2 separate regions of the Homo sapiens genome follow, and region 2 is linked to region 1. Evidence: read pairs that join two places in POLR2A ChIA-PET (ENCODE). Cell type or tissue: HepG2. All regions are shown on one strand. Each heading gives the region's core, and the rest is flanking DNA. Links, peaks and the distances in the headings are about the cores only.

What was found. ChIA-PET counts read pairs that join two places held together with the same protein. Peaks named below come from ENCODE experiments on the same cell type or tissue, not always from the same donor. Only the 100,000 strongest peaks of a DNase experiment are listed, where the experiment ranks them.
Region 2: POLR2A ChIA-PET joins it to region 1 with 11 read pairs; 2 of 35 experiments call an interaction of 5 or more read pairs at or near these places.

What each region holds. Positions count from the first base shown.
Region 1 is chr10:112,723,546-112,733,139 of GRCh38, forward strand. The region is part of intron 7 of VTI1A (vesicle transport through interaction with t-SNAREs 1A); the gene reads left to right. Among named protein-coding and RNA genes, the nearest start is that of MIR4295, 94 kb to the left of the region's middle. RefSeq lists an enhancer at 8,803-9,304. In HepG2, for the core only: no CTCF peak of the experiment used is centred there; a DNase peak (open chromatin) is centred at 4,976.
Region 2 is chr10:113,002,308-113,011,901 of GRCh38, forward strand. The region is part of intron 4 of TCF7L2 (transcription factor 7 like 2); the gene reads left to right. Among named protein-coding and RNA genes, the nearest start is that of SNORA87, 38 kb to the right of the region's middle. RefSeq lists enhancers at 4,024-4,744, 4,745-5,465 and a silencer at 4,963-5,257. In HepG2, for the core only: no CTCF peak of the experiment used is centred there; a DNase peak (open chromatin) is centred at 5,174.

The sequences.
Region 1 (9,594 bases), core at 660-8,659:
TGCATGCGGCAGGCTGACCTCCTGAATCTTCAGGACAATCTCAATTTCAGATGGCCCACCCTGCTGATCAAACCTGTGGTTTGGAAAGCATGGTTACTGCTAAATAGGAAGCAAGGGCTCCAAATGCCAGTGTCCTAATCGTTTAAAAAGTAAATATAATTTGAATATGTGGGATAGCCTCAGAGAAAAATCAAAGAACACAATTAAGCATAGTTTCTATTTAGTTTTCAGTTGATGAAGGAATAATTTGAAGTTGCTCTAGTCACTGAGAGTACAGTAGCAATAGTCCTCCATTCTCTGGGATTCAGGGCAAGAGCGGACATTATGTGCATATTACAGGTTTTCTAGCACACAGATTCTATCAAGATAGCCTCTAACTGCAATTGTGGACACTGGTGGAATATTCCTAGCAGGAGCTCAAAGGATTGTAAAGCTGAATAACATCTTTGTCTCAAGAACTTATATGAGAAACTTTTTTCCCTTTTTCTCCTACAAGCATTTAGTGGTTCACCATTGCAGACACTGCATATCTTTGTATCCCACACAGTCCCCATGTTAATAGTTGTTTGCTAGTTGTGGTCATTTAATTGAAAAAAGCTGGCACAGAGATATTACAGGTCCCAATAGGTCATTTCTGTATCAAGTATGGTGTTATTGCCTTTAACCAAGCCCTGTCCAAGGCCAAATTTATTACATGCATTAATAACATATAAGAGGATAGACAGAGAGCTGAAGAAAAGATGTGTGTGGCCTTTAAATATGCCAATCATCTACAGTTCGGAGGGTTGCTTACCGTGACATATTGCCAGCTGTGCATTATAGAATTCCAGATGGCATGGTACTGTTGGTACTTGTTTTGGATTTGCCCTGGGAATGAGGTTAAAGAGGACACCAAACTATGGCTGGGATCCTTTTGCTTGCCTCTTCCAGGGTAGATCCTGGAAGGCTCTATCTCCTCCAACCAATCAGAAAGCTGCCCTGACCTCTCTTGGGGATTATGAACTCAGCACAAATTGCTCTTTCCCCGTGAATTCCCATGCACCTAGTAACCCTGCACTAAGAGAGCAGTGAGTGCATTCCCTCATGTAATCTGTGTTCGCCCTCCCTCAGACCCCAGAGCTGGGGCAAGTTTGGACATGAACTCAAAAACTCTATAGATAAGGGTTGTGTTTTCATTAGCTTGCCTGTCTTGCTTGCTTTATATTCTGTGAGATTTCCTTCCCCCATCCCCCCTTTTTTTGAAAAAAAAAAAAAGAAAAAAAAACAAAAACCTTTTTACAGAAATTCACACACAGAGACAAAATAGTGTAATGAACCCACATGTCTCTAACACCCATCTTCAACAGCTACCAACATGTCACCCTTCTTGTTTTATCCTTCTCTCCTCTTTTTGTTTTGTTTTGTTAGAGTGTTTTAAAGCAAATCCCAGATGTCTGATTTTACCTGTAAATATTTCAGTATGTATCTCTAGAACATACAGCATAACTTTTAAAAAACGTAATCACTATTTAGAAATGACTGCATAACCTGTCTGGGTTCAGTATTTCCTAATTGTTTCCAAAGCATTCACAAATAGCTGGACGGTTTAAATCAGGCTGCAAACACAGTATATCTATTGCATTTGGTTGATCTGTCTTTAAACGTTCTTTAATCTATTACAGATCGCCCTCCTGTTTTTATTACATTTATTTGTTGAAGAAATTGTCCTGTAAAAATTTTTGTCCTGTAGATTATCGTCCTGTAAAAATGTTCATTTTATGTATTTGAATATTGCATCTCCATGGTGCCATTTAACATGTTTATATTTCCTCTGTACTTTCTGTAAATTAATACTTAGATCAAATGACTTAATGAGATGCAAATTCAACTGTATCACATCAGGAGGCACATAACATCTGTTTGCATTACATTTATTGAGATCAAGATTGATCAGTGGGTTCAGGTGTGGTCAGCCTTTCATCCATTATGAAGTTCTCTATCAACCTGTTAACATAATAGTTTTAGCAACCACTGATGATCACTGCCAACATTCATTAGGGATTACAACATGGTAATGTTCACTTCTGTCATTCAGTTTGCATTTACTAGCTATTATTCTATCATATAGAAAAGCTTACTATCATCAACTATTTGGTTACTCTGAAATACAGTTCATATCAGAAAAGCAGCATAAATGCCTCTGTTTATTAAATAGTTTTCAGATTATTGAATGGCACCAGCAACCTGCAAAAGTGATCAATGATGCTTGCTTGTTTGTTTTGAGCATCAATATAAACCCTTGGACTTTTATCTATTTTATAGGTGTCCATCCATTACTCTTTGATCGGTGAGATCCCCTTCAAGTTGCCTCTTTTGCCTTTTAACATGATTCCACTAGTCTTTTCTGTCAGGATAAGATGCCATAGGCTCCTGGCCCAAACCTGGAAGCAACTATTTTTACAAGGAATCCTGATTCCTTTCCTTAGGAAATAGTATATAAAGACTTCAGTCTAGACACCAAGGGTAGATTTCCCCTGAAATGGTTATGTTTATGTTGGAGTGGTAACGCAGTCTTCCTTGGTATCTCATCGTCCTGCTGTCCGTAGGCATCTGGTTCCACCTGGATGCTCCCTCCCCACACAGTCTTATAATGGCCAGTGCTCCCTGTGATTCCACCTCCTTCTCCAACCAGATCCTGCTGCTTCTCTCAATGCCTTCATCCTCTCCTTCTAAATCAGATACCCCAGCTCATCTCTGGGCTTCTAAGACACCAGAGTGGGGAACACTTCTCTAATGTTGAAGAATAATGGTACCCTTTCTTACACAGACTATTTTTATGTTTTTATTTCTTGAAGGGAGTCAACCTCCTGTTGCTGTCCAAGCCGTCAGTAGACAAATTTAGTCTTGTTCTTAACCCAGAACAACCATGCTTTGAAACACCATGGAAACAGGCAGTCCTGGCCCCAGACCCAGGAAGGCTTCATAAAACCAACAATCCCCTCAGGTGTGTGTGTTTCCTAGGAAGCATGGGCAGTTGCAAGTTGAAATTCTTAACTAGGGTTGCCAGGTAATGAAAAAGTGTTAAGGAGTTAGTTTATCTTAACCATTTTGAGGCCACATACCTATTTGTACATTTGATGAAAACTATAGAACCTCTCTCTGGAAAAATGTACATATACACAAAATTTTACAGACAATTTCATGGGCTTCAAGGAGCTCAGGGTATCTTGGAGTTTCATTTGTTTTCATAGACTAGATCCTGATGTGCACTGGCTTGTTGGAGGCTGCAGGGTTTGGAGGTGAGTCTGAACAAGAAGGCATATAGCTGATACCGGGGGGTCAGTTTCAAATCACTCCACTCAACATTATTTATTCTTTGGTATAGAAGTACTCCTGGTGCCAGTCTATGAACTATTTGATGTCATTCCGTGACATCATAAATGTAGAAACTGAGAACAGGCATCTAAAAAAATTTATAGCAATTTGATGTGGTCACAACATGCAAGCATATGGTCCTTGGACTTGTCTCATTGAATAGGGTACAAAGCATTTTGGGTGCTGATGAGTTCACAAGGTGAGTTGCACGCAGTGGGAGCTGCATAGCAGTCATGCAAAAAGGCCCCCCCATCAGTTGTCAACAGGTTGGAAATTAAAAACCAAAGCACAAACTGGTCCTTCATTTCAGATAGTCTAAGAAGCAACAACATGAAACCCAGAGTACCTTTACTCACCCTACTACCTTGTTGTTTTAGCCTGTCTTTCTCCACTCTATACTTCTACAAAGTATACCTAGAACAAGGCATAGAGTTGGTATTCAGTAAATCTTTGCTGAAAGGTGAGCAGAGCAAAACTGTTGCCCAAAAGAAGAAACCACATTTATTCCCTAATGATACCCTGCAGGGAAAAAAAAAATTTTTTTTATAATTCCTAGGAAGTTGAAGCTACTTACATGAAAAAAATATGATAGGAAATAAATTATAAGCAGTCATTAACTTCACTGAATATTCTCATAGAATGTGAAATAAATAGAATAATCTTAAAGAGCTGGTCCTCACTGTGGAAGTTGTGAGGCTTTCGGGACGGTTTGTATTTCAGTGTACATGTTGTATGAATTAACAAGTCAGTAACAAATGTGATCCATTTACAGGGCAGAAAAACTAGAGTGGTCTCAAGTATAATGATAGTCACAGTGGGAAGAATATAATTTACTTAATTGACAGAATAAGAGTTTATTATAAATGAAAGGCAAACGAGATATGGTCATGCATTCTCTGCCTAGTTTTTCCCTTCTCTTACCCCTTTATGTCATCTCTTTCTGTCTTCCCTAAGGATCCAGAATTAGTAAAATCTGTTCTTTGAAAATCTTGCCTTTAAAAACTGGGCTTGTAGAAAGTTACCAGGCGGCCTGAGGACCGACCAACTTAAGGAGGGGTTTAATCCCAACCTCACAGCCCCTCTTCACCACCCCCATACCCAGTAGGGTCCATTCCACACCCCTAGCAGCACATCTGTGACACAGCAGGCTGCTGGGGGGACAGTCTGAACCCGAAGTCACCGGCTGTCTCACTAACCAGAGAAAGGGATTTTACCTCAGGAAAGTTTCTCAGGTTCTGTGGAACCAGTCCCTGCGTAAAGAGACAGGTTTCCTTCTTTCTTTTCTTCCCCCCACCCCCCTCAAAATGAGTGGATTCAGAAACATTATCTGCTAAAAGTAAAAGAAGAAAAATTGAGAATATGTTGCACAGCTGGTGAAATCAGTAGTAGAGGGTGTCTGGGTATGTGTTGCAAGAGTGACACCTGGTTTATGTTTATCAACAACTAAGTGAGCTATAAATTTTGTGGAAATAACTTTGCTTTTTAACATCCCTTTTGAACAACACAGGCCGTTTGCCCTATCTAATAAAAAGGAAACAGTTGTCCTGCTTACCATGCATGGGACATTGAAGGGATAAAGGAGCTTGTCCACAGTATGTGGGCCCAGAAATGCACAATAGCTAAAGTCTGATGTGACCTTTGTCTTTGCAAATAAAGAGACTGATAACCCAGGTGTCACCACCACATTTTTTAAACACATGCATCACAAAGGGCTCAGCTTAATGACTATTTTCAAGTACAAATGAATTTCCTGAAATGGAAGAAAAAAAATAGAATCATACTTGGGGGTAATTAGGGGCTCAGGCTACCCCTAGTGTTCTCGGACAATATCTAACAACAAATGTTCACTGCACCAATGCCCTGACTCCTGTATGGAGTTTTATGGTTATTGATAGTAGCATGATTATGGTAACCATTGTATGTACCAGGCATGGGGCTATGCATTTTATGTTAGTAGATTTTTTTTTAATCTGCACAATAGGCCTAAGAGATCAATGTTTTTATTATACCATTTTATAAGTAAGGAAACAACTAACTCAGATCATGCCCTCCGTAAGTGGCCGAGCTGGTCTCAGAACCAGGTCTAACTTCTCAGCCTTAACAACCATGATGCCTTTTAGGGGTTTTGGTTTGGGTGGTTTTGATTTTTTTTCTTAAAAGTTTAAAAAAATAGCCTTCTTTGCTCCTTGACTAAAAAGGTTCCAAACCACTTTTTACCCTAGAACTCATACAGGCCAACAGAGGGAATGGAAATTGGCCACAGCACTGTCACTGAAAGGTAATAATTAATGAAAAAGGTGTCACTTAAAGAGGCCAATGACCAAAAGTGTGTTTCTCTTGGATTAACTTTTCTAACACTCTTTAAATAATGTGTTGATAGCAGCAGAGACCAAAAAGAATGCAAACAGACCTGAACATTTTAAACCTCTGGGAATAAAAATATGAAAATAAAGATGTTTTCATAGCCCTAAACAACTTTTTGCACTTCTTTTTCTGTGGTAGTAATTGTGATGTTTACCACTTCTTGTGTGCCTTTTTTGTGCTAAGCAACATGCTTATTTTTTAATTATCAACAATCCCCACAAATAGGAACTGTCTCAATTTTACAGTTAAAGAAACTTAGACTCCATAAGGTTAAGAAGTTATAGCTCTGTGTAGAATCTTAGGAAGACTTTTCTCATTATGAAATAGACCACATGCGAAATATACAACAGAAGTAACAAGAAAAACACACGCAAATTGATGAGCACTTCCAAGAGATCTCTTACGAGGCACAAGCAGTGAAGGGTCAGCACCTCCTGTGGGCTGATCCATTGTTGTTGATGGGGATATGAAGCAATTGAAATACAGTCAGGTGGGCACTCCATTTTCAAATCAGCTGATTGCAGGCTGGACACCCTTGGTGTAATCTACAAAGACAGGGAAAAGGAAACCTGCGCCTCTTCAGCGCTCTAGTGGTACTGGCAAGTGTCATGTCTTGTGATCAGGAGAGTTCTACCAGCCCTCTTTGTGCGTAGCAAACCTGATACTCCCCAGAAAGTTCCACAGCCAAAGGCTGGGCATGCTGACCTCCAATCCAGGGGCCCCAACATCAGGACCTCTCTCCCCAGCAGCAACACCTGGATTGAGTTATTTCACTTCTCTGGAGCTGAATCTCACTGACCATAGAAGAGGGCATATTTCTCAGCAAAACAGCTGGAAAATTATGCTGGCCTTTTGTACAAGTCATGTTAAGCTCCTTCAAAGAATACATGAACAATCTGCATTATTTTAAAGGTGAAGATGGGCTTTTTAAGGGGGAGAGGTTACAGCTACCAGCAAACCAGAGATTTCCTCCATTCTGTGACCCTCCTTCCTCTGCATTCTTAAGGACTTGGCTAGAACCTGAGTTTTCCATTTCTCCTGGTGAGAATGTGTCTTCAGGAGCTTATTGATAATTCTGTCTTTCAGCACAACTTTGTAAAGTTGAAGTCCCTGCCAATTGATAGTCACCTTGTGGCGTGATCTTGTCAGTCCAAAAGAATAAAGATCTACCTTTACATTCATTTAGAGTGAGGGATGATGTACAGCCAGGATGCCTAAGTGTCACCTCCTGCAGTTCACTGACACATGGAGTCCCTTTGACAGGTGCCCGAGTTTCTTTTTCCTATGTATTACAACATCTACTTTTAGGATTTTTTTTTTAACCTCTTTCCCCCTTTCCTTCCTGTTCTTTCTTCCCTCTTTTTTCTTCTTTTTCCATCTCCTTGGCTTTTTAACTCTCTCCTCTTTTCTCTCTTTCCCTTTCCACTTTTCTTGTCAGCAGTTTATTCAACCACCGTATAATAAATCCAGTAAGTGATCATAAAAATACCAATCCCAATTGCAAAAATGGCAGCACAGCCTCAGCTTGGAAAAAAAATTTGGAAAAACAAACTGAAATCATCAAAGACTAAAGACCAGATACTAAAAAGATGGGATTTGCTGTGAGATATATTTTATAATAAAAATTCTGCTATAAAGAAGCATCTTTTTATTTTTTTCCTTGATAGTCTGAATAGTTTATACCTGATGCCAAGAAATTATATATAATTAGTCTGGGTAATATATAATTTCCATTTGATTATATATATTAAAGTGATTAAGGAACTTCAGTTTTTCACTAGTAAATATCTGCCTTCTTTGTTGCATTCTGGGTCTGTAATGACTGTTTATATCAAGGGTAGCACTCGTTCAGAACTGAAGGGAGCAAAAGTTGGAATGCTTTCACCAAGCTTGGTTGCCTGATGTCTATGAATCTGGGAGATAACATGAAGTTAGCTACATTTTGGGAAAAACTGAAGGGAGATTTCAGTCCAATTTCTTGAAACCACCATGTAGTTTTGCATGACTTCCCGTGAATAAACTCCATAAGGCCAGGCCCGGTGGCTCACGTCTGTAATCCCAAGACTTTGGGAGGCCAAGGCAGGTGGATCACCTGAGGTCAGGAGTTAAGACCAGCCTGCCCAACATGGCGAAACCCCATCTCTACTAAAAATACAAAAAAATTAGCCAGGCATGGTGGCAGGCACCTGTAATCCCAGCTACTCAGGAGGCTGAGGCAGGAGAATCGCTTGAACCTGGAAGGTGGAGGTTGCAGTGAGCCGAGATCGTGCCACTACACTCCAGCCTGGGCAACAAGAGTGAAACTCCATCTCAAAAAAAAAAAAAAAACTGCATAAAACAGCATACATGAGAAGGCATATTTTAGGAAGATTACTCAGTTAAGTATATGACATCACCAATATTTTTAATATTGCATAGAATGAAATGAAATTTTTGATGTCAGTTTTTAATTAATGACTTCTATTTGCCTTTTGTAGATTACTTTCATATGTTTATTCCACATATTTTATAGCAGTTTTTCTTTTTCCAATTAGAGGATAGATTTCATCCTTTATCTTTGCAGGTAGCTGATCCAAGACATTTTTATGTAAATGGATTAATTAATTAGTAGCCTTCATTTGAAACTTAAAAAGAAAATAATCCTTTTTGAGAGGCATTAACTATTTTTTAAAGCCACAAACAATTCTTTACTTAAGCACCTTGTCACACCATTAGAAATTATTTGACAGCATTAATCATAATAAAATGCATTACCCTTTACCGAATCACCTTTTTTTCAAGCTAATTAAAAGAATCCATTCCCTAGGAGACTGTACAGCAACTTCACTTGTAAAAATCACATTTTTGGGGAACTTAACAGTACATATTTATGAAACTTTTGAGCAAATGACATCACAAGTTTGATTACCTGTACAGCCTTTGTGAGAAGGCATCTAGCTACAGAGATGTGCTGGGTTCTAGGGAAGGCAGCTACATCTGGCCTTTTTTGAGAGCCTTTAAGCCTCTCTGCCTTCCAGCCTTAGGATTTATGCAAATCAGAAATCTTTGGCTGTCTCTACTTCCTGGCCAGGCCAGCATAATCCACTTCCTTTGGGTTCATGTGACCATGCAAATTTGAGCACTCCTGAATAGTCCCAGAGGGGCTGTGCCTCTCATTATTCCTGCCCCATTCTCTGTGCAGTGCAAGCATTCAGACTATGAATGGACAAGGGTTTAATTACTCACCACATCTGTCAGATCAGATTCAACTTCAGAATGAAGAGAATCCCAGACAAGCCCGGTCGTTTCTTTGCAATGTTCTTCATGGTCGAGGTCATCCAGCTCTGTCTTCTAGGGAATATTTTCCACTCCTTGTTTCATGACCTTCTGGAAAGCAGGGACTGTGGCTTTTGGAGATCCATTACTGGGCCTTTCACACTGTGTGTGGCCTTTACAAATGTTAATTAATCTTCCTGATGATGCACTGAGCATCAGGAAACCCTTTATTCCCCTTGGGCTACTGATGACCAATATGAATGCCAGAAAGTTTTTCTTACTGTTTCCTGACCCACATGCTTCTCTCTGGATGTACTTTGCTGCTTTTTCCCCTCCCTCTGATATGTTTTCACATGGCAGATTGACTGCTCACATTACTAGGTCAGCCAGAGTTGACACAGTAAAGGTGGATGGTCCCCAAGAAGAGAACATACCTCCAATTCCAAGGCTATCAGCCTTCCCAGCAAAACGTGCATAATAGCAGCTAGGAAGGAGTGTGTCCACTGGGGACCAGGTGATTCTGCTCAGTGCATGGGCACTAGCAGTCCTTCCCTTAGGTTTCTTTCCTTACTGGGATTATCTGGGTTTAAAAGGAGATTCCTGGCACGTTCAGCTCTGGAA
Region 2 (9,594 bases), core at 957-8,956, 280 kb after region 1:
AGTTGTTTAGGTCGGCGGTTTTCAAATGCTGGTGATTTTGCTCACCAGAGGACATTTGGCAATGTCTAGAGACATTTAGCATGGCCAGTCATTGGGAGGTACTCCTGGCATCTCGTGGGCAGAGGCTAAGGATGCTATTGAACATCCTGCAATGCCCAGGACAGCCCCCTGTGACAGGAGTCATCCAGCCCAACATGTCACTAGTGCTGCAGTGGAGAAGCCCTGGCTGTGTGTGGGGGTGTGTGTGTGTCCTCTTCTACATTTGATAAGGTAACTCACACTTGCTGCCCCCATGATCGCTGTGGGGGATGCTTATCTATGCCCCAGTCCTGGTGTTGGTTGATGGGAACATCAAGATTCAGGCAAGATGGAAAATAGCCCTTAGAACTAGCAGGAAAAGAATCTCCTTTCATTTGTCTAGAGGTTCTGTTAAAGTGCCTTTGCTTCTATTTTGAGACTTGTTCTTAAAAAAAATGCGGATATGAAAGAAAATAAAAACCACATTATCCCTCCACTTTTTCTTGGAGGAGGATGTGTTGAAGAAGTCAAAGTTCACCATCCCTTTAGATAGAATCATTTTGAACAATTTCATATGTCAATACATTTTGCTCATCTCTAAATTTCATTTTAGAGCCTGTGGTGTTCTGTGCATGGATATGTGTGCGTGTATGCACACAAAAATAAAAGGAAATATTTATTCTTATGAATAAGTATAGAAATAAATTAATTTTTGGAATCTCAAACTATCAGAGACTTATGTAATAACCAGAGGCAGGCCTGATTATGTATGGGCAAAGCATTTGTGAACAATGTCTCCATTGTATAACATACAAAACAAGCTTTTCTTCCACATTGGATATGCAAGTCGGCCTTCTCCAATAAGGGCCTGTCTCTTTCCAACTCCCCCCACCTCCCACCTTTGAGCAAACATTATTTATTGTGGCTGATGTGTGATCAGGTCTTGATTTGGGGCCTCTTTTTGATGCCTTCTCTTTGTGGGATCTCACCCACGTGCCCCTGGAGACCCTTTGGCTGCCAGGGCCTTTGTTTCCCAGCCACCCATGTGGTGCCAGTAGTGTCTGCTTTGTAGCGAGCTGTCCCCAGAGCCTCAGCATGGCTTGGGGATGGTCTCTGAGGTTGGGCTTGGATCCCTCCCACTTTTGGGCTCAGAAAGAATGACTGCCCTCTATTTCCCTGTCCCTGCCCTCTCTTATCCTGTTTCCCAGCCCGCATCATGTTATCTTTGCTTCTTGTAACTTACCAAACGATTTATGGGCAAGTAGGGGAGGTGAAGAGGGAACTCATCTATCAAGATAACCTACTTTGTGCCAACCACTGAGCATAGCAATTGTCCCTTCTCCAGCCCTCTGAGGACCGTGGATGGGATTCTCATGAAATGAAACAGGTGAGGAACTTTTCTTTTAGGGAACTTGCTTGAGGTCCCACAGGCAGCGAGTATCAATCAACGTCAGGATCTGAGCCCTGTTCTGTTCGGCTGAAAATATACTCCCTGAGATGGTGTAGGCCACCATGGCTTTCAGCAGGCTCTGTGCTTGGTGGAAGGAAGCTGGAAGCTGTGTACACACCCACGGGGAACAGGGACCATAGAGGAGCACCTTTTGAGTGCAGAACCTGGCGAAACATACACCTTTAGAGGGATTTTAGGTACCCTTGAGGCTGGGAGAATCAAGCAGAGCTAAGTTTCCCATTGGGGTGTCACAGACTGAAGAAACAGAGCCCTAGGTAGCACAGGGAAGTTGATTGCCCAGTATCAGTTAGTTTGGCTTTAATGACTGAGAAGAGATTCCACCAGTTCATTGAAGAGAGGGCGGACTTTTTATTGGAGGAAAGAAGAGTGCCTGTAAGTAGAGAAGTCTCCGGGGTGTAGTGCTGTTTGGGGCAGGAAGAACAGTGTGAGCCACTGTGGAGAGAAAGCCCAAAGAGTCTTGGCAGGGCAGGGAGTAGGATGGATTTGAAGCCAGAGGAAGTATGGGGTCTCTGTAGACTCCAGGCAAGCCATGTTAATATTTTAGGAAGCCGTGATGGAGCTGCAGATGGGTGTGGAAGTTAAAGTTTAACTGTTCATTCACCAGTCCTTCCCCTGGAGAATGTGCAGCACGTGGACAGTGGAACTTTAAGGTCCTTGGCTTGTATTTCACACCCAAGAGATGAATAGGTCCAGGTATGTCATAGACCAGACTAATGAAATAACAAATTTCTTTTCAAAAATTTTACTTTTTGTAGGAAAGCTTCTCTGTCTGGCATTTTTCTTCTCCCAGTTGTGACTCAATCTTAAACGTCTTCAGACAATTAGCATAAAATTTCCCACAGTGAATTGACGTATACTTTTGAGGGTTCCATTTCTTTTTTATTTTTTTTTTCTTTTGAGATGGAGTTTCTCGTCACCCAGGTTGGAGTGCAATGGTGCCATCTTGGCTCGCTGCAACCTCCGCCTCCCGGGTTCAAGCGATTCTCCTGCCTCAGCCTCCTGAGTAGCTGGGATGTCAGGCACCCGCCACCATGCCCGGCTAATTTTCGTGTGTTTTAGTAGAGATGGGGTTCCACCGTGTTGGCCAGGCTGGTCACAAACTCCCGACCTCAGGCAATCCGCCCGCCTCGGCCTCCCAAAGGCTGTGATTACAGGTGTGAGCCACTGTGCCCAGCCTAGGGTTCCATTTCTTAACCCCTCCTTCTGATGCCTCAGAAAGTCTTGCTCTGTAAGCCTCTTGTAGCTGCCTCGGTTCAGGGGAAGGGGGAGGCTTTTGTTTTAGGACCGTCCAGACCATAGACACATTTCCTGGCACCTAGCACGTGTTGGGTCAAACAGGAATGATGAATGCATGCATGAATGAGGTTCTTAGCGCTGAAGACGGTGTCATAGGTGGTCTACCACGCCGCCTGATCATTCCAATGGCCCATTATGAATGTGTGTGCTGCAGGGCCCTCCCACGATCCCGTCAGCACTGTGCATGTTGTGGGGAGGTGCTGGGAGAAAGACTGGGTCTCAGAAGATGGGTTAGAGGTGGGTCCTTCTCTGCTGCTGGCTAGCAGGGTAGCTGTGGAGGGGTGCCCCATCTTGCTGGTCTTAAATTTTCTCACTGTAGGCAGGGAGCATGACCTGGCTGAATTCTAAGTCCTTTTCTACTCTGAGGTTCATTGTGGGTGTGACCTGCTGGGCTCAGCTCTGGCTTTGGGAGACACCCTCTCCCCTTGATCTCGACAACCCCTTAGCAGAGCCCAGTGGCTCCTACAGTGCCCTGAGCTGCTTGCCCGAAGGATGCGGTTGTGGTTATCTCACCCCCTGCCACCCTGTTTGCGCAAGGGTTTGAGATTGTGTGGCCCCTCCTTGTACTTCGGGGTGAGGCTTGCTCCAGAAAGGTGGTCTGCAAAGGGGTTGGCTGGGGGGGAGGAGGAAGTCATTCTCCAAGTGTTTGTCCTCATCGTTATCCCAAATTGCTTGCCTGGAATAAGGAAGGAAAGAAAAAAAAATACTCTTGAGTGGTTTGGGCCAGGATTTTAGCTGATGGATCTGGTAGTTCCCTCTGTCAGATTTGTTTTCTTTGAACTGTCTGGGCCGGTCACAGTGTCATTGTTTAAATGTGGAATGTAGGTGTTCTGTGTTCTGGGAAATAAAAACCAAAACTGGTCCAGGGGATCCACAGAGGTAAGAAAAGAACATTCCAATAGGAATGTTTCAGAACCAGGAGGGGAGGAGAGAAAAACGGCTCTGTTGGTCTCCTAGAGGAAGAACTTGTTAGATTTGGGGAGAGTCAGGATAAATTTGACCCTAAGAGTCTCTGATTCCTTTTAGAGACTTTTCTTATAAGAAATAAAATGGAACTTGGGAGAGGCGGCAACTTGGGAAACAGCACATTCTGCCGTAATGAAAGTCGTCCCATAAGAATTTCTCTATCCCTTTAGCCAAATTTCTGTTTCTAAAAGGGGAAAAGGGGCTAGAGATAGGCTTGTTTGTTTTCTTAGTTGAATCTTACTTTTTGTATTTCCAGCCCATTCTGCAGGGTAAGAACAAGCACAGCCCGAGGGCTCACTCAGTGTGATGTTCTAGAGCCTGGCTCTGCCTCAATCCCTCACGCTGGAGGATCAGGCAGCAGGGGCCAGTGATGGATTTTTTTTTCTTCCTTTCCTCCCCTATTAATATTTACTGAGGTATAAATTACAGCAAAGTGCGCAGACCTAGGTATCTAGGACTGTGAGGTTTTCCTGTGTTACCTGTGTAACCACGACCCAGATCAAGATAAGGAACTTTTCTGGCATCTCAGAGGCTCTTCCTGCTCCCTTTCAGACTCCGTCTCCCAGAAGGAACTACTTCTGATTCCTATAGCCATAGACTGAATTTTCTTTTCCAACTTCATATGCATAGGATCATCATGGGTGTTTTAATTTTAATTTCATGTCTGCTTGCCACTCCCAAATGGAAATGTGTTGGCATCTCTGGATGTTTCTTCATAAGAAACATGCCCTGTGGGGCAAAGCCCAGGACAGGGCTGTGCTGCTGCTGGAAGTCCTGTGCAGCTGGCCAGCCTCTGCTCACCCCTCCGGCCACGCTGGCACTTTCAGCTTCTCCAGCCTCCTGCCCTTCCCACTTCCAGTCCTGCACCTGCTGTCCTCACTGATGCACCTGCCCTTTTCCTTCCGTCCTTTATGTGGCACACCCTTAAGGGAGACATCTTCCTGTCTGTGTTTTGCACCCTCTTAAAACTACATTCCTTTCCCTTCAGCATTGGCATCTCTGTCCTTGTGTATTACCTGGGATGACTATTCAGTTAACAAATGCTTTCTTCCTAGGCTGTGAGCCCAAGTTTGTTGGATGATTGGATGGGGGCACGTTGTGTGAGAGAAGGATCATGGGGTAGCATCTGGCTCTCTTAGAGGTGTGTGGGGGCGTGTGATGCCTGCCAAGGCGCTTTCGTTCTGGGGGGTTCTGTGTGTTTGAAGCACTTGGGTTGTGTGTCCCTGAGGCCTCCGTCACGGGCAACCTCATTCCTTCTCTAGCCTCCATCCCCTGCCCCCTGCCCACCCCAGGCCTCTGGAGCTGGCTCCCTTTCCTGCTCACTCTCTTTTGGCCAGGATTTTAACATATATCACAGGCTGGTAGGCTAAGAGCTTGGGACTTCCCCTCACCACACTCAAAGCCTTTGATCTTTTGCTTTGGAGGTAACATCAAAAGGAAGGCTGAGGAAGACAGCCAGGCTGTGAAGTTCAACGTTCAAGTTAATAGCTTGACTGAAGGTTGTGCTGCGTTGTGGCAGCATCACCGAGGCTGGAGTAAACAGAGTGATTCTGCCACATTTTCCTGGAAATGCACCCCAATATTGGAAGAGGGCTTCTTTTACATTCGGAATGAATTCAGGCTGTAGTCAGAGCTGCTTTTCCCTTTCCCCATTTTCCTTGGAAGTGTGAAAACTTGGGGGAGAAGATGTTTGTAGGAGGGCATGATGAGGGGTAGAGGAAGCCCAAAGAGAGGATCTGGGGAGGGGAAGCCCCATGGGATGAGACTCTGAAGTTATCCTTGCCCCGATTCCGGGACTTGCTATCTGCCTGCCTTTTGGCGTGGTGTCTCTGTGCCCCTGACTGTTCCTGATTTAGCGAGGTGTTTCTGAATTCTGATGGAATTCAAAGAAGCCTGGGCAGGCAGGCAGCTTGACTTGGGGCTTGGGGAAGCGTGCAGCCCAGACATAGCAGCGATGAGAGGGCCTCAGGGCTGAGGGCTGAGATGAGAATTTCATCACATGCAAAAGTGAAAGCGACCCATCGTCTTCTCCACTTGATCTCTTGCTGAGCTTTGCAGACACTTTGGTTGTTGTTTAATTTAACATTTTCTGCAATGCTCCTTTTTTCAGATTTTCATCCAAAGCTCTGTATGAGAGGTTTTCAAACCCATTTTGGCCCTGATTCTATTTGGCATACGATTCAACTCTGGGGATGGTCATCTTCCCCACACCTGCGTTGGGTACCTTTTTGGTGTATGCTCAGAGCATCCTTGGACATCTTCCTGGTCAGTGTCCAGCATCGTGAAGCTGCCCTTTAGCCTCTCAGTGCCCCCAGATACACCTGTCTCTCTGCGTAGCGGCACTCAGCGTCACCTTTCTGTGGGGTCTTGAGACCCTGATGATATCAGCACTATGCTGCCAGAATTCCCCTTGGATTCTTTAGTGTGGCTTCTCAAGCATCCCTTATCGCTATAACGCCTTCATGGTTTTTGGCATAACTGTATACTACCTGTGCTATTATTTATTTGATGCATTCAAACATTTGATTCATTTATTTAAACTCAGTCTCACTGTAATCCTTAATTAACACCTGTGAAATTATAGGTTTGATGTGCTACTTATTTATTTATTTTTTAATACACATTAGTATAATCCCGTAACGGCTAAAGTAACACTTTGTACTGCCTAAAACCATGCTTGGGAGCGCCACAGTTTGAGAAAGTGCTTAGCCTTCCTTTCCCTCCTTTAGTGACTTGTGGTTTGGGGCATCTGTTGACTCCTAGGGCTCCCTTGTTCATCTTTCTGTTCCTAAGCTCAGGGATTAGTTGCTCAACCCAGGTGTGGCCTCAAAATTCTGCTCATGGAATAGCCTCAGGCTTCTATAAATCTCATCTTTTTTGTTTTGTTTTGTTTTTGTTTTTGAGACTGAGTCTTGCTCTGTTGCCCAGGCTGGAGCACAGTGGCGCAATCCACTGTAACCATTGCGTTCTGGGTTCAAGCGATCCTCCCATCTCAGACTCCCAAGTAGCTGGGACTGTAGGCTGGTACCACCAGGCCCGACTAATTTTTAAATTTTTTGAAGAGATGGGGTCTCACTATATTGCCCATGCCGGAAGTCTAGTTTTATAGTGATGAGAATTCATCTGGGGTCCAAGGGGCCCTCCTGTGTTGCTTCCTGTGCTCCCCTCTAAATAAAGATACTCCTTCCAAGTTGTCCTGATTTTCAGGTCATCACCATTTTTTGAGCTGGATGGGGAAGTTGGCCTGGAGCAGCCTTCCCTGTCTCCGAGTTGCATTACCTCCTGAGAGGTCTCAGCAAATCACTGCCATCTCTTGATCAGAGTTGCTGGCAAGAGTCCTCTGTGGTTCTAGGTTTTCAGCCCTGGAGACTCTCGCCTGCATTCATTATACATGTCCTTTTGGTGCCTTGTTGAAAGGCATCTCCTGCCACCGAAGGGTGTGGGCTTCTGGAAATTCTCAGAAAACACAATATGCCAGCCTCCAGGGATGGGTCTCCAAAGCTTCAGGAACATATCCTGGGGTGTTGAGGAAACACCCACCTTAAAATGTTCCTCAAGGGGGAATGTTACTGCTTGCCCTAACCCTCTTGAGCTGATGCTCACATGACGTCCCTGAGATGGGCTTCTTTTTTGCCCGTACTTAAAGCTGTAAAGGGCCATTGTCAAATTTGTTTAGCTTCTCAATTCATGTTCCTTAGAGGATGGTAAATTAAAGTTAGCATTCCTGGACAGAGCCTTTCATACATTGAAGACAACCCGGTGAGTCTCAAGGGGAGAGGTAAGGGAGAGATGAAAGGTTTTCTCCAGGCCTGTTCGGCAGCATGGACTGTTCTTTTAGGTAATTAAGGGAGACCATAAAAGACAATTGTGTGAGTCCATTTACCTTTCACTTGGGGGTCTTAAGTCTTTGGTTGGGCTTCTTTAACCCTGTGTGTCACCCACGGGCTCCTATGGGTGCTGTTTTCATTGTTCCGTTATCTAGTTGGCTGGAACACACCTTTGGGGATTGGAGAATGGAGTTCTGGGGGCTTTGGGAACTTTGAGTTTTCCTGCAATGTCCTATAGAAGCTTGAGTCTGTGATTCCTGGGCAGGGCCTTCTCCTAGTTGAGTGAGATTGGTGGGGCAGGGCAGCCAGTTAGGGGGTCATGGGAGCAGGTGTGGAAAAGGTTATATGTCTTAGTAATTCTTTGTGACAATCACCCTCATTCATTGATATCTTCTTCCTATCATGTATTAGGGCAGTGGTTCCCCCAATGTGCTGCACATTAGGTTCACCTGGAGAGCTTTTATAAAAATGCCAATGCCCGGGGCCCACTTTGGGAGGAGCCAGGCATCAGTAATTTCAAAGGTCTCTAAATGATTTACAGTTTGGGAATCACCGTATGAGGATAGTAAGCTCTGAGTCCTATGCGTTCTGTGCCGAACACCCATGAAGCAGTCTTCCAAGCATTTTACCTGCATCATCTCAATTCTCACACTGTTAAGGAGATAGACAGTATCATCTCCATTTTGTAGACAAGACAACTGAATCTCAGAGAGGTTTAAGTCTCAGGACACCAAGGTCATTATTAATCAGGGGGACTGTGATTGCTCCCTTTATAAAATGTAGGAGATATTGTGGAGTACGGTTGAGAAACCATTGCAATAGTTTTCTTACTTTGTTAAGAAATTAGGCTGGGCGTGGTGGCTCAGGCCTATAATCCCAGCACATTGGGAATCCGAGGTGGACAGATCTCTTGAGCTCGGGAGTTCCAGACCAGCTTGGGCAACAGGGTGAAACCCCATCTCGACTAAAAATACAAAAATATTAGCCGGGCCTGGTGGTGTGCACCTGTAGTCTCAGCTACTTGAGAGGCTGAGGTGGGAGGATCACCTGAGTCCGGCTGCAGTGAGCTGGCATTGTGCCACTGTACTCCAGCCTGGGCAATGAGAGTGAGATCCTGTCTCAAAAAAAAGAAAAAAAAGGAAATTAGTGGTGGAAGGTGACTTTGCATCTGGGCGTATCTGCCTGCAGAGTTGGTGTCCTTACCTTGAAGAAACCCTGCTTTAGTTGGAGTATCCTTAATGGTTAGTGGCAGGAGGGGAGGAGTGGTTCCTGGGAGACTGGAACAAAATATGGTACCTGAATGCTTAAGGCTTGGCAGATGAGCAGTCATTTTCTTACACAGAGCTTAGGAAAGGGCATCCAGGTAGAGGAATCAGCATGAACAAAAGCACAGGGCCATAGAGTTCTCAGAAGGAAAGATGGGGTTAACCGGAGCCAAGCCAGAGATCTGGTGGTAGTGGGGGGTTTCCAAGCTAGAATGGTTGTGTGGTATTCTGTCCTCAGGGGCTTTGAACTCTGTGTGCTAATGAGGCCTCAAATTCTCTGGGGCTCTGGTTAAAATGTAGATTCTGATATCAGTTGGCTTGGGTGGGGCCTTGCATTTCTGTAAGCCCTTAGCAGTTGCACTGCTGCTACTACCGTGAGTATTGCTGTTGAGCATTACTACCTTGAGTATTGCTGTCAAGTGTTACTACCTTGAGTATTGCTGTTGAGTATTACTGTCGAATTTTACTACCTTGAGTGTTGCTGTTGAGTATTACTACCTTGAGTGTTGCTGTTGAATATTACTACTTTGAGTATTACTGTTGAGCATAACCACTTTGAGTATTGCTCTTGAGTATTACCACCTTGAGTATTGCTTTTGAGTGCTACTGCCTTGAGTATCGCTGTTGAGTATTGCTACCTTGAATATTACTGTTGAGTATTACCACCTTGAGTATTGCTCTTGAGTATTACCACCTTGAGTTTTGTTCTTGAGTATTGCTACCTTGAGTATTGCTGTTGAGCATTACTACC